Regions from separate parts of the Mus musculus genome. Here region 2 is linked to region 1. Evidence: chromatin contacts called from ENCODE Hi-C data. All regions are on one chromosome and are shown on one strand. The core of a region is the stretch at or near the end of the contact, and the rest is flanking DNA. Distances in the headings are between cores, read along the strand shown. Region 1 holds the start of 4930417H01Rik (a long non-coding RNA gene). Region 2 holds the start of Dut (deoxyuridine triphosphatase).

Evidence for each region. A loop is a pair of places that touch in the nucleus more often than their neighbours do.
Region 2: a loop to region 1 is called in a map of left cerebral cortex, with 6 times the contacts of the local background. The contact joins the promoter of Dut here to the promoter of 4930417H01Rik in region 1. A Hi-C loop is called at or near these places in 2 of 37 maps with a recorded cell type or tissue (T-helper 17 cell and left cerebral cortex).

The regions. Positions count from the first base shown.
Region 1 is chr2:122,699,588-122,705,216 of GRCm38, reverse strand. 4930417H01Rik (a long non-coding RNA gene) reads right to left here and starts at 2,578. Exons shown (of 5, transcript XR_866691.3): 1 at 2,233-2,578. It overlaps Slc30a4 (solute carrier family 30 (zinc transporter), member 4), which reads left to right and starts at 2,554. Exons shown (of 7, transcript NM_011774.3): 1 at 2,554-3,187. The coding sequence starts at 2,797.
Region 2 is chr2:125,244,174-125,249,802 of GRCm38, reverse strand. Dut (deoxyuridine triphosphatase) reads right to left here and starts at 2,288. Exons shown (of 6, transcript NM_023595.6): 1 at 1,907-2,288; 2 at 546-637. The coding sequence starts at 2,055.

The sequences.
Region 1 (5,629 bases), core at 1,329-3,828:
AGGATTCAAAGATTGGCAGTGTGACTCCAAAAGCCATGTTTATAGTCACTACCTTCGCCCTAACGATATTTAGTAGCTCATTGAACTCATATAAGTCAGTTCCTGCATAGCCCTTGGAATATAAGCAAGTCCTAAGTAAATGTTAGCTGTTGTATAATGTTTAGCTTTGCTACCAACAGAAACCTGGACCAGAAAACAGGTTTTGACCTAGATTTGTGTCTATCTGAGCTGTTTCTTTTGGCTGTACTGGCAAGGCCTCTTGAGTAATCTAAACAATCTACACATTAAGGGTCACCTAGCTAAAAAGGTAGGCAAAATGGTTGGTAAGATTCTGATGTAATTCAAAAAGAAAAATCTCCAGCCTGGAAATGTTTATATGGGGCATGACGCCTCATATAAAAGAATGCATATTGAGTAATAGCTAGCAGAATTGGAGGCAGTGTTGATAAGTGAGTCATATTTCAGCAGATTGTCTATCGTTACAAGCACCAGAGAAATAAGGCTGTAAATGTGGTTATGTTCCATGCCTTTTGACAGAGGCAATTTGACCCATTTGAAAGCATGATGGTATAAGCAATGCTATTGGTACAAAGGCAGGCTTAGGAACTAGACCCCACAGGATGTAAGAAGAAGAAAAAAGGGAGAATAAAAGGAGTATTTCCAGGTTCTGAAGAAATTTGAAATATAGTGTATTTGCTATTTATTGCTATAAAAAAGTTATCCTAAAATAGCAGACATTCATTATCTTGTGTAGTTTCTGTGCATCATCTGCATGTGGCCTAGATGGGTGGTTCTGGCCCAGGATGCATTGTGAGGCTTCAGTTGTCCAGTGTAAAGTCATCCAAAGGATTTACTAGGGCTGGAAGGTCCACTACTAATGGCTCACTCACATGGCAGTTGGTGGGCTAAGCTCCTTCTCACAGACCTTCCCACGGTGCTGGATAAGTTTAGCATGATGTGGTAGCTGTCTCCTCACAGTGCAAGAGATCTAAGAGTGAGGATAAAGAAACAGCTGCAGCACCTTTTATGACCTAGTCTGTAAGTCACAGTCACTTCTGCCACAGACTGTTCATTACAGGTCATAGGCCATTACTAAGTGCTGTCCACAAGCAAAGGTAAGGGAATTTACCTCCTGAAGAGTGGGGTCATCACAGAATTTATGGACAGAGCTTAAAATATGGCTTTGTCGTCTCATCACTTTCTCGAGAATCCAGTGAGACACGAGTGAAAGAACAGAACGCACAAAGGCAGTCCTCCTCAGCACAGCGCGCTGGAAATGTCCCCAAACAACCCATCCTTTTATTTCAACTATTCTTGAAACATTCACATCCCTCCTACCTTGAGGCTGCATTTAAGAGACTCCGATGACACTCCTGAAACATTGTAGGCAGTTAAATGGGACATTAAAAACAACAGAACAATCTACTCCTAAGATATTTGGAGCCGAGGAATGTAATGGCTCGTAAGCTGTCTCCCTTTGGCTATTACCATCGTGTCCTGATTGATGAAATTCTAGGCAATAGCCTTCCCTTCCTGATCTCGGGACCATGGAGGGTCTAATTTGCTTTCATGACTGCAGCTCTGGGGGAAAACTTAGGACTGAGGGATCACTCTGGAATACAGAAGTAGCCAGGGCTTTCTTTTCGCACCGGATTCTAAGGTGTCAACAGAATCGTTAAAATTGCCTCGTGTGATTTTTTTCATTGTATTTTTGTGACCTGAAATTTTGGTAAGATATAAAAACTTTTTAAAATATTGTCTTTGTAAACCCTGGGGAAGTAGGAGCTTGCAGGACACCACAGGCAAGATGCAGGTGTAGCCCCGTGTCTAACTTGCATGAGCCCCTGGATTAGATCCTAAGGATCTCAAAAGGAAAGAAAGGTGGAAGCCAAGGATTTACACTTTAAAATGAATTCTACCAACAGTGTTGCCTTTAATCTTGCTTCTTGAGGACATTTGAGAATGTGATGAAACATAGGGAAAGTAAGCTCACACAATTGTGCCCAAGGAGCGTAGCAGTGAACACAGAAGGAAGACACATATTTGCTGAGAAACAGGAAACTTTAAAGCAAGCCATAGAACTACTGACCATCCTAGTCTTGTCCTAGCCTTTTGACCAAGATAATCGGCAATTTTTTGCCGATTGGGTAGAAGAAAAGCTACCAGGATTCCCACTTGGTAAGAAAGCACTAAAGGACATTTTCCACGGACCATCCATAACCAAGATCGGACCTGAGATTCCCGAGACCCATCTCCAGTGGAGGGAATTCAGAGCAGTGACACCCAGCTCCGGGGGGACCTTCCCGCGGCACACCCGGGGGCTCAGAGCGCACAAGACCTCAGAGCCCGAGAGGCGGGGCCGGGAGGGCGGGGGCAGGGGGCGACGCGCGACCACGCCCCCTCGGCGCGCCCCCAAGCGGCGGCCTGCGTGCCCGCGCCGACCCCTCCCCTCGCGCCTCGCGGGCGCACGCGCCGCCTCGTTCAGGGGCCGGAGGAGGCCGGGCCTGTCAGACCCCGCGGCCGGCCTCCCAGCGGCACGGGGCGGGCGGGTGCAGTGGCTGGGGCTCGGCCTCGGTCCCTGGCCCGGGTCGCAGTAGCGCGAGCTCCGGGCGGGGATGCGCGGCGGCGTCGGCCCGCAGGTAGCCGAGCACCGCCGAGTCCGGAGCTGGCGCGCGGCCGGGGCGCGGCGACAGGAGCGGGGTCTCGTTCTCCTCACGATGGGCAGGGACGCGCCGCGCTGCCCTGAGGAGCCCGAGCGCCGGTGAAGGCGGAGTCGCCGGCCGCCCCTCCGCTGCCATGGCCGGCCCCGGCGCGTGGAAGCGCCTCAAATCCCTGCTGAGGAAAGACGACACGCCGCTGTTCTTAAATGACACCAGCGCCTTCGACTTCTCGGACGAGGTGAGCGACGAGGGGCTTTCGCGCTTTAATAAACTTCGAGTCGTGGTGGCCGACGATGACTCGGAAGCCCCGGAAAGGCCTGTGAACGGGGCGCACCCGGCCCTCCAGGCCGACGATGACTCCTTATTGGACCAGGACTTACCTTTAACCAACAGTCAGCTGAGTTTGAAAATGGACCCCTGTGACAACTGCAGCAAGCGACGCGAGTTGCTGAAGCAGAGGAAGGTGAAGACCAGGCTGACCATCGCTGCCGTCCTCTACTTGCTTTTCATGATCGGAGAGCTTGTAGGTGAGTTGTGTCGCCGACTCGCTTGCCTTTGACTTTGTCCAGCTGTTAGCTACGCCGGAGTTGAGGTGGAAACTTTGTTTTCAGGAAGTTTGCTGAGTATCTAGACTTTCGTGGGTCCATAGGAAAGGGACACGGGATTCCAAAGTGCGGTTCCCGTGAGCGCCCACTGAGAGCTTGCAGGTATATCTTGTAACTCCCATAAACAGTGCCTTTTACTGTAGGGTTTAGGGTGTTATCTTGACTGTATATCATGTAACTTCTCCTTTTACAGATTCTGATAAAATGCCAGGTTTATCTTTCAACGTCTAAAATAATTCTGACATGGATTAGAATCAGAATTTTATAGTACTAAGGGATGTTACTGAACACCATTCTGTTTTCTCACACAGAAGTTCTGAAGGGATTAGATTATGAGGAATCTTATTGGGAAAAGAGAGAGCCATCCACAGTACCAGACTTTCCTCTCTGTCTACATTTTGGTTATTTGATGCTTATTTATGCCGCTTCCTTTTGAGCTTATAGCCAAGGGCTTTACAAAACTCTATACAGCCAACTAATTAAAAGTTCATTATTAAAAGGAGTATCTACAGTTTGCTAGAGGTCTCCCCGGCAGCTGCAGAAGCTAGGGTTTTTTTTTTTCTCCTTTTTTAACTGATTTCAGATAATTTCTCACTCTAAGGTTCTTGCTTTAGACCTTATTTTTACTGTCGCATTAGTTTATAGTCGTCCTTTGATATCCAAGGTGGGTTGCTTCCAGGAGTCCTCTCTAGAACCTGAATCTCAGGTTGCCTCATCCAGTGACGCCTTATGTAAAGATCCCTTACGTAAAGCGAAGCAGTTATTTGCATATAACCTACATATATGTCCTTCTGTACTTTAAAGCCTTTGGAAATCATTTTGACTACAAAATACAAATTTGATGCTGTATTTAAGTAGTTGTTATCCTGACTCGTTGAGAGATTGATGAGCAGAACAAGTCTGTGAATGGCGAACGCTGAGGAAGAGTTACTTTTTCAGATGTTTTCCATTCATGATTGATGGTATCCATGGATGCAGTTCTCAGATAGAGAACACACTGCCGACTCCTTAGTGGCAGTTTCTGAAGTGGCATTAACAGAGGAGACGGTTCTCTTACGTTGTCTCTTATGATGAGCCATAACAAGAAGAGACCTGGCAGCCCAGATTTAAAATGCTGTGTGTAGAAGACTCATGTACATTCTCTGCCTGATGTCCCATCATTCTTCCCCAGTGTGAAATTAGCTGTACTGGTTATGGTCCTTTTCTCAGGGCTCCCTCTCTCTTGCCCTTAAGGCTTTCATAAATAAGAGCAGATTTCTCAAAGGTTTTCAGACTTCTGTTGACTATGTAATAAGAAGTAGACTGTGGTAAAATACTACACAAGTAGACATAGGTATGTACATATCTGCATATACGAGTATAAATATATGCATAGCAAACACAAATTGTATATGGTATATTTTAATGTCTTCAGTTATCTCTCAGCCCACTAGTAGACTATATGTGGCACATCACCCATCTTCCAGCTTTTTCAAAAATATTTAGTTTTAATTATGTGTATGTGTGGGGAGGGTATGGGTCACTGGAGGGTGAGTGTGTGCTGGTAAGTGAGTACAGTGCCTAGAGGCATCAGATCCCCTAGAGCTGAAGCTTCAGGTGAGTGTGAACTTCCTGGTCTAGGGGCTGGGAACCAGAACAAGAGTAGCAAGTTCTCCTAACCACTGAGCCTCTCTAGCCTCTCGCCTGAGCTTTTATATTCCTGCCTTTTCCCAGACTGTGCCTTGACTGCTTGTTAGTCAGTCATACTTCATTTCAAAAGACATCTCTGAAAGACTTGTTTTTCACTATTGGGATAAACCTCTGCATCTTATTTTCCCCACTTGAACTCTATTTACATGTCTTTTATTATTTTAATTTTTTGACTGAAATATAAGCTGACATCCTGATACCTAAAACAGTAAATGATACAAATTAGACATAGTAAGTGAGCTTTTGTTGAATTTTTAATTGCATTTTAAAAATTCTTCAATATTTTACACTTGCTTATAATGAATTTTAATCATTTTACACACCCCCTCTCTTACATCCCTGCTCCCTTTCACACTGGAACCCTTTTTCCCAGCAAGGCTCACACTTTCCTGTCGTTTTGGGTATGTGACCCACTCACTGACTTTAATTGGGACAGTTTGTGTGAGCATTGAAGAAAATGACTTATGAAGCATGGGAAACTTAGCAGTGAGTACACCACTGAAGAGAGTGACACCCTTCTCCCCAGAAACCATTGACTGTCAGTAGTCCCTCAGGGAGAGGTGCAGCCCTAAAAATCTTCTCTCTTCCTGGATGAAATGTTGACAGGGCCAAACCTGTTACAGGTCTTGATCAGGTAACCACAGTGGCACCGAGTCCATGGGTACAACAGCTATG
Region 2 (5,629 bases), core at 1,039-3,538, 2.5 Mb before region 1:
AAGTGACATGCCCTAGAAAAATCCAAACCCACGAACTCACAGCCCCCTTTTCCTCAGCAGTAACTGATACAAGGTTTTTCTCTAGAGTGGACGGCCCCTCACTCTAATCTCTAGGAGGCAGACAAGCCAAGGTTCAGTAGGTTGAGACAATCTGGCAGCTTCTCCCCTATAATATAAAATGCCAAAAACCCATCACTCTATGGCCCCATCTTCTTATGCAAATAGTTATTTAAAAAGAATGTGACCTCATTTGTAGACTGGAAAAGCTCCAACTAAAGAACACCTAAACTTTGCGCTTTTCTGTGAAGTTATGAGAGCCAACAACTGGGTCAATGTGATCATCCTATTAGCTCGAGAACATACTTGAAATACAAAGTCAAAAAAAAGGAAAAGCAGACACGTGAATCCATGTTTTGTTTTGTTTTTAAAATGGGCTAAGCATTATCTCTTCACTGTGGCCACACGACACTAAGGACACTAAGATGACAGACGCTATCATAAAGGACCGGTATGAGAAGTAGTTACCGGCTTCTTTAGCTACTTACCTACTCTTCCATAGCACCCAGAAGGGACAGCTATCTGAATGTCTGTCTTCACGATGGCTTTCTCCATGGGTGATATTGTATAATCATAGGCACTGAAAGGCAAATCAGTATTTTAAAGTGTTTTTAACATTCCTTCTTACGCTAATGCATATAAAATGCGTGCCATTACTTCATATAAACAGATCCTATAAACAACCTTATGGCAGATTCCTAACTCACCTAAAAAGGTTTACTTACAAGGTAGTAGGCACTTTCTTTTAGCTTTAGAAAGATGGCTTCAGGCCCTTAATCCTAGCACCTAGGCAGAGCAAGAAGACAAAACCCTGAATGTGGGAGTGGGGAACAGGGAGATGCCAACATTGTCTCTGCTATGTGTTCTGTGGTTTTTGTCTCTGAAAGTGAAGGCTGGCAAATTAGCATGAGGAGCAGGAAGGCAGACTTAATTCATAGAAAGAATATGAAAAGCCAACCAAAGAGCAAACATCTAACACTCAATGGGCCTCACTCCGCTAGGCACACTTCGAGCCTGCGAACGCATATAAACCTATACTTTACTTTTGTAACGCTTCTCTTGATGAGAATGAACCTCCCGAAGAAAATGTTAAAAAAACACAGGTGAGAGGCAGAGATGCACTGCATTCCCCCTGCCTTCCACGCTATGGCTGTGAACTTCAGTGGCCGAAGAGAGCTGGTCTCCCAGAGCAGCTCTTGGGGGTGGACTCTGATCACAAGCGATTTTAGAAAGTCCATCTACCAAATACTACTGTAGTCTCTTATTACTGCAGCTCCCTTCCTGATCCAACGAAACTTCAGACTTTACAATGAGCAGCGCTGGAAGTCTGGCATGTGGTAGAAGAGTACGTTCAGTCACACGGAATTTTCACTCTGTAACATCAGCCATTCCCAATACACAGCAAACACCCGCTTATGTAGAAAATGGCCATAGTATCTAATTTCTCCCAAGACAGGGCATGTTAGATGCATACATTCAGGTCATTAGGCTTGGTGACTTTACACTGAGCCACCTCATAAGCTAGCCCTGGATGGAGCTCCTTAAGTTCCCAGTCCTTGGACGGGATAAGAGAAGTACACAGCTTCCATAGATCCTTTTCCTAGACTTTAACGTGCACACTGCAGACAGTCACACTTCGGTCAAGAATAAGCCTTGCACATCCGGACCTTCCACTTGGAAAGGGTGGAGCGCACGCTGCACAGTAACGCTTTGGAAATGTTATAACCCTTTACTTTCCGCTCGCCCAAACCCCTACTGAATTTGCTCAAGGTGAACTCAGGTCTCTGCGGAGCCACGACTGCACCCGGGCTCGGTGTTTGCATTCCTGCCGTCGGGCCACGGCTCTCACCTGAATAGGTCGTAGCCGGCAGCGCGCGCGGACCCGCGGGTGGGCGCCGTGGCGTGCTCCGAGAGCCGCACGAAGCGCAGAGAAGCGCCATCCTCCGCTCGAGCCCTCTTGGAGGCAGAGACGGCCGCGGCATCTTCCGAGCAGGGCATGGCGGCGGGCGTGGAAAAAGCAGAAAGCAATGAGCGTGCGAGAGCCTACCCGCCGAAAATCTCCCGCCTGGACGAGCCCACCGCGCAGGACAGGGGACGCGGCCTTCCGCAAAGGGCTCGAGCGCGGCCTAGAGGAGGCACCGACCTCGCCAGGCTCCCCTCCTCGGGGTCCGCAATGGACTCGTCCCCGCGCTGCAGGCCAGGCCCTGGCTCACCGTTACCTGCTCAGACCAGGGCTCCCTCCAAGCGCGCTCCCGCTCCAACTCCCCCACTAGCGCGCTCTCTCGAACTGCCCTAATCCTCCCCACCCCGTGCGCGCTCCCGCCCCTGCCCCCCACCCCCTCACCAGCGCGCGCGCTCCCGGCCGGAGCTCCTCGGCTTCCTCGGCAGCTCCGGCTCCGCGCCGACCCGAGCGCACGCCCGCGGAGCAGAGCGGCCTGCAGGCGGGCGCGCAGCAGCACGCTTAGGAGAGGCATGGCGCTGGAGGCCCTGCAGGCCCTGAGGCCGCTGCCCCGCCCCGCGCTCCGCCTAGCGGCCCTCCTACGTGCTTTTCCTCGCCCTGACCTGAACAGATCTTTTGCCTTCCACCACCGGACCTGCAGGGCATTTTAAAATTCCTTGACCTCAGCCAAAGCAACAAGGAGCCAACCCCCACCCCCACCCCCACCCCCACCCCCACCCCCACCCCCTCGCCGGTAGTTGGGAGTCAAACTTTTTTTTTCCAGAGAGGATAATTAAAGATCTTTCTGGAGTCTCCGGTTTTATCTGGACTATACCATAAACACGTGGAACTCAAGTTGTGGTGCACTTCGATTTTCAAGATAAATAGAAGGCCCAAGGCACTTTTATAGAAATACCGACTATACATATTGGGGCGATTGGTTCCCCTGATGGGTGTGCAATACACTACACTTCTTGAAGCTCTTTTAAAGCATCTGTTATTGTGCAGTCCCACGATGTGTCTGTGTGTCTTGCAGGTCATTGCCAGTGCGAGGTTATCTTCTCCTTGTTCCTTCCACCTTTAGGTGGGTTTAGGGTTAGACCTGTGGTGGCCAGGCTCTTTACTCTCAGAATGTTTTTATTTACATTTCTTCTTATTACAGTCTGCACATGCATGTATTTTCTTGCCTAATGTCTACTTGTTGGTTAGATTCAAAGTCCATGAGGGAAATTGATCCAGCCTTTGTATTCTTGGAGTCTAACCGTGAGTTTCAAAAGCCCTCACAGGTGCGCCTGCCCCCCCCTCTTCCCTTCCCCCCTCCCTTTTCTCTTCTCCCCCTCCCCTTCTCCCTCCCCACTCTCCCTCTCCCTTCTACTGCTTCAGCACCATGCCCGCCTGCTCCACACCATGATAATGGACTAACCCTCTGAAACGGTAAGAAAGCCCCCAGTTAAATGCTGTCTTTATAGAGTTGCCTTGGTCATGGTGTCTCTTCACAGCAGTAGAACACTAAGACAGATGGTGATCGCATTGTTTAGTAAGGAGGGCTCCTGTGCATTATTTCTTCTCAGAAATCTTAATATTGGTGCTTAATCCTTTAAAACAAGATTATTGTTGGGCCTGGAGAGATGGTTCAGCTGTTAAGAGCACTCAGTGTTCCTGTATCAGACCCAGTTTGGTTAGCAACACCCACATTGGTGATTCACAACTGCCTGTGACTCAAGCTCCAGGAGACCCAACTATGTCCTCTGGCTTTGGAGGGCACCTTATACACACAAACAATCATGTCCACGGGAACAGATAGATAAACATATATTCTCTTCAGTTTTGCATATAAATGTGTATATGCTTTGACCACAATTCTCCAGTTCTTAACTGCTTACCCCATTTTCCTGACACCAAACCACTTCTTTCCATATAGTACCTCTCCTGGTGTTTCGTTTTGTTTATTGCAGGATATGTCATCACACTATGAACCCACAGATTGTGTTATTTACTGGACAGACCTGTTTCTAGTTGTGGTGTGGTCTAGCACAGACCTTTCATCCAAGAGCTTTCTGTTCATTGTAAACAGGATTAAGTGAAGTCAACCAGAGGTCAAGAGGCAGAGCAAGCAACAAGTTGACAGGAAGTGAACACAGGGGAAAAAAGTTCAGAGTAAGAGGATGTCAGGAAGATGGATAGAGAGACAAACAGGAATTTAAGGGAGGGACATTCAGCTTGAACAGTTTTTGAGATGGTGTGGAGAACTTCCTTTTGGGGACTTAGAAGGTCAGTTGGGTGCTTCCACTGCCCCTCTGAGCTAGTAGTCTTTCACTCCAACATCTGGCTCCCAAGTCGTCTTTGGTAAAATTGAATGATTGAGATTTTGTTAAAAACGTTTGTTTGCTTGTTTGAGTTTTCTCTTTTGAACCCACAGCATTTAACTAGACTTGCCTCCCTGAAGCTGGGTGGGCAACCATTATGTCTGTAGCTTCTCAGGGAGAGAGGCGGGGCTCTCTCTGCCCTTGGTTTTCACTTTCTCAATTCATTGTTTTCCAGACAGGATCTCATGTAAGACCCACACTGGGCTTGAAAAGGATGACTTTAGACTTCTCATTCTCCTGCCTCAGCCCCTATAGGGGTGGGTTACAGATGTGAGCCACCATGCCTGATTTTGTCAGGGCCTGAGGGTAGAGCCCAGGGCTTCATGCATTCTAGGCAAGTACTTTATGAACTATTCTATATTCCCCAGCTCCCTCGTTCCTCTATTTTAATTGAAGACGTTTCCTCCCTATATTGTTATTCAAATATAAGAATCAGGCATGTTGTATTCCCTAAACTTCTGCACACACCCACTCCAAGTCTCACTCCTGAGGGGCAATACTCCCAACATTCTGGGCTTTTTGTGCTGGAATTTACTTGCATGTTTCTAGATTGTGTGATGATATTTCTTTTTAAAGAATATAGAGTTCACCTTTTGAATTAGGATATGTCTTTAAACAATTCCTAAGCACCAGGCCTGGGGGTATCTTAGTGAGGACTTCTACGTCATTCCTGGAATGCATTTCATCATGACTCTAGCATTCTCTAGTGACATAAATAATGTCATACTAAAAAAAAAAAAAAAAAAAAAAAAAAAAAATGCAGTCTCAAGCTGTTTTTCCACTTGAGTTACTGGGGCTACCTCTAATTGGCCTGTTCTTTTTCTTTTGTTTTGCCCAGAGCCCCCTCCTCCATGGTCTGGTTCTGGTCTGTGGTGGTGACTTTTGTCCTTCTGAAAACCTTGGCTGAGCTTCTCTCACACTGGAGCATGGTTCAAGGGCCTCTCTCTTAATTTGTTCCTTCATTTTGCTGGGGTTCTTTCTCTCATAGTTTCTGAAGAGAGTTCACATGAGAAATTGTTGGAATCCCCGCTTCTCTTCTAATAATTGAAAGGACTCCCTTTTCCTAGTCTCAGACCTCGTGTCACTCCAGAAACTTTACATCCAGGAGTAACTGATGTCTGCCCTCATCTTATCTCCCGTATCACTTACTGAATCATTTCTTCTCACTTAGCCTTGTTATACGGTCTCGTATCTCATGTTCTAGATTAGCAAAAGTCATATAACTTCATGAATGCTTCCAAGTGCTCACCTGAGTGTTCTATTCAAA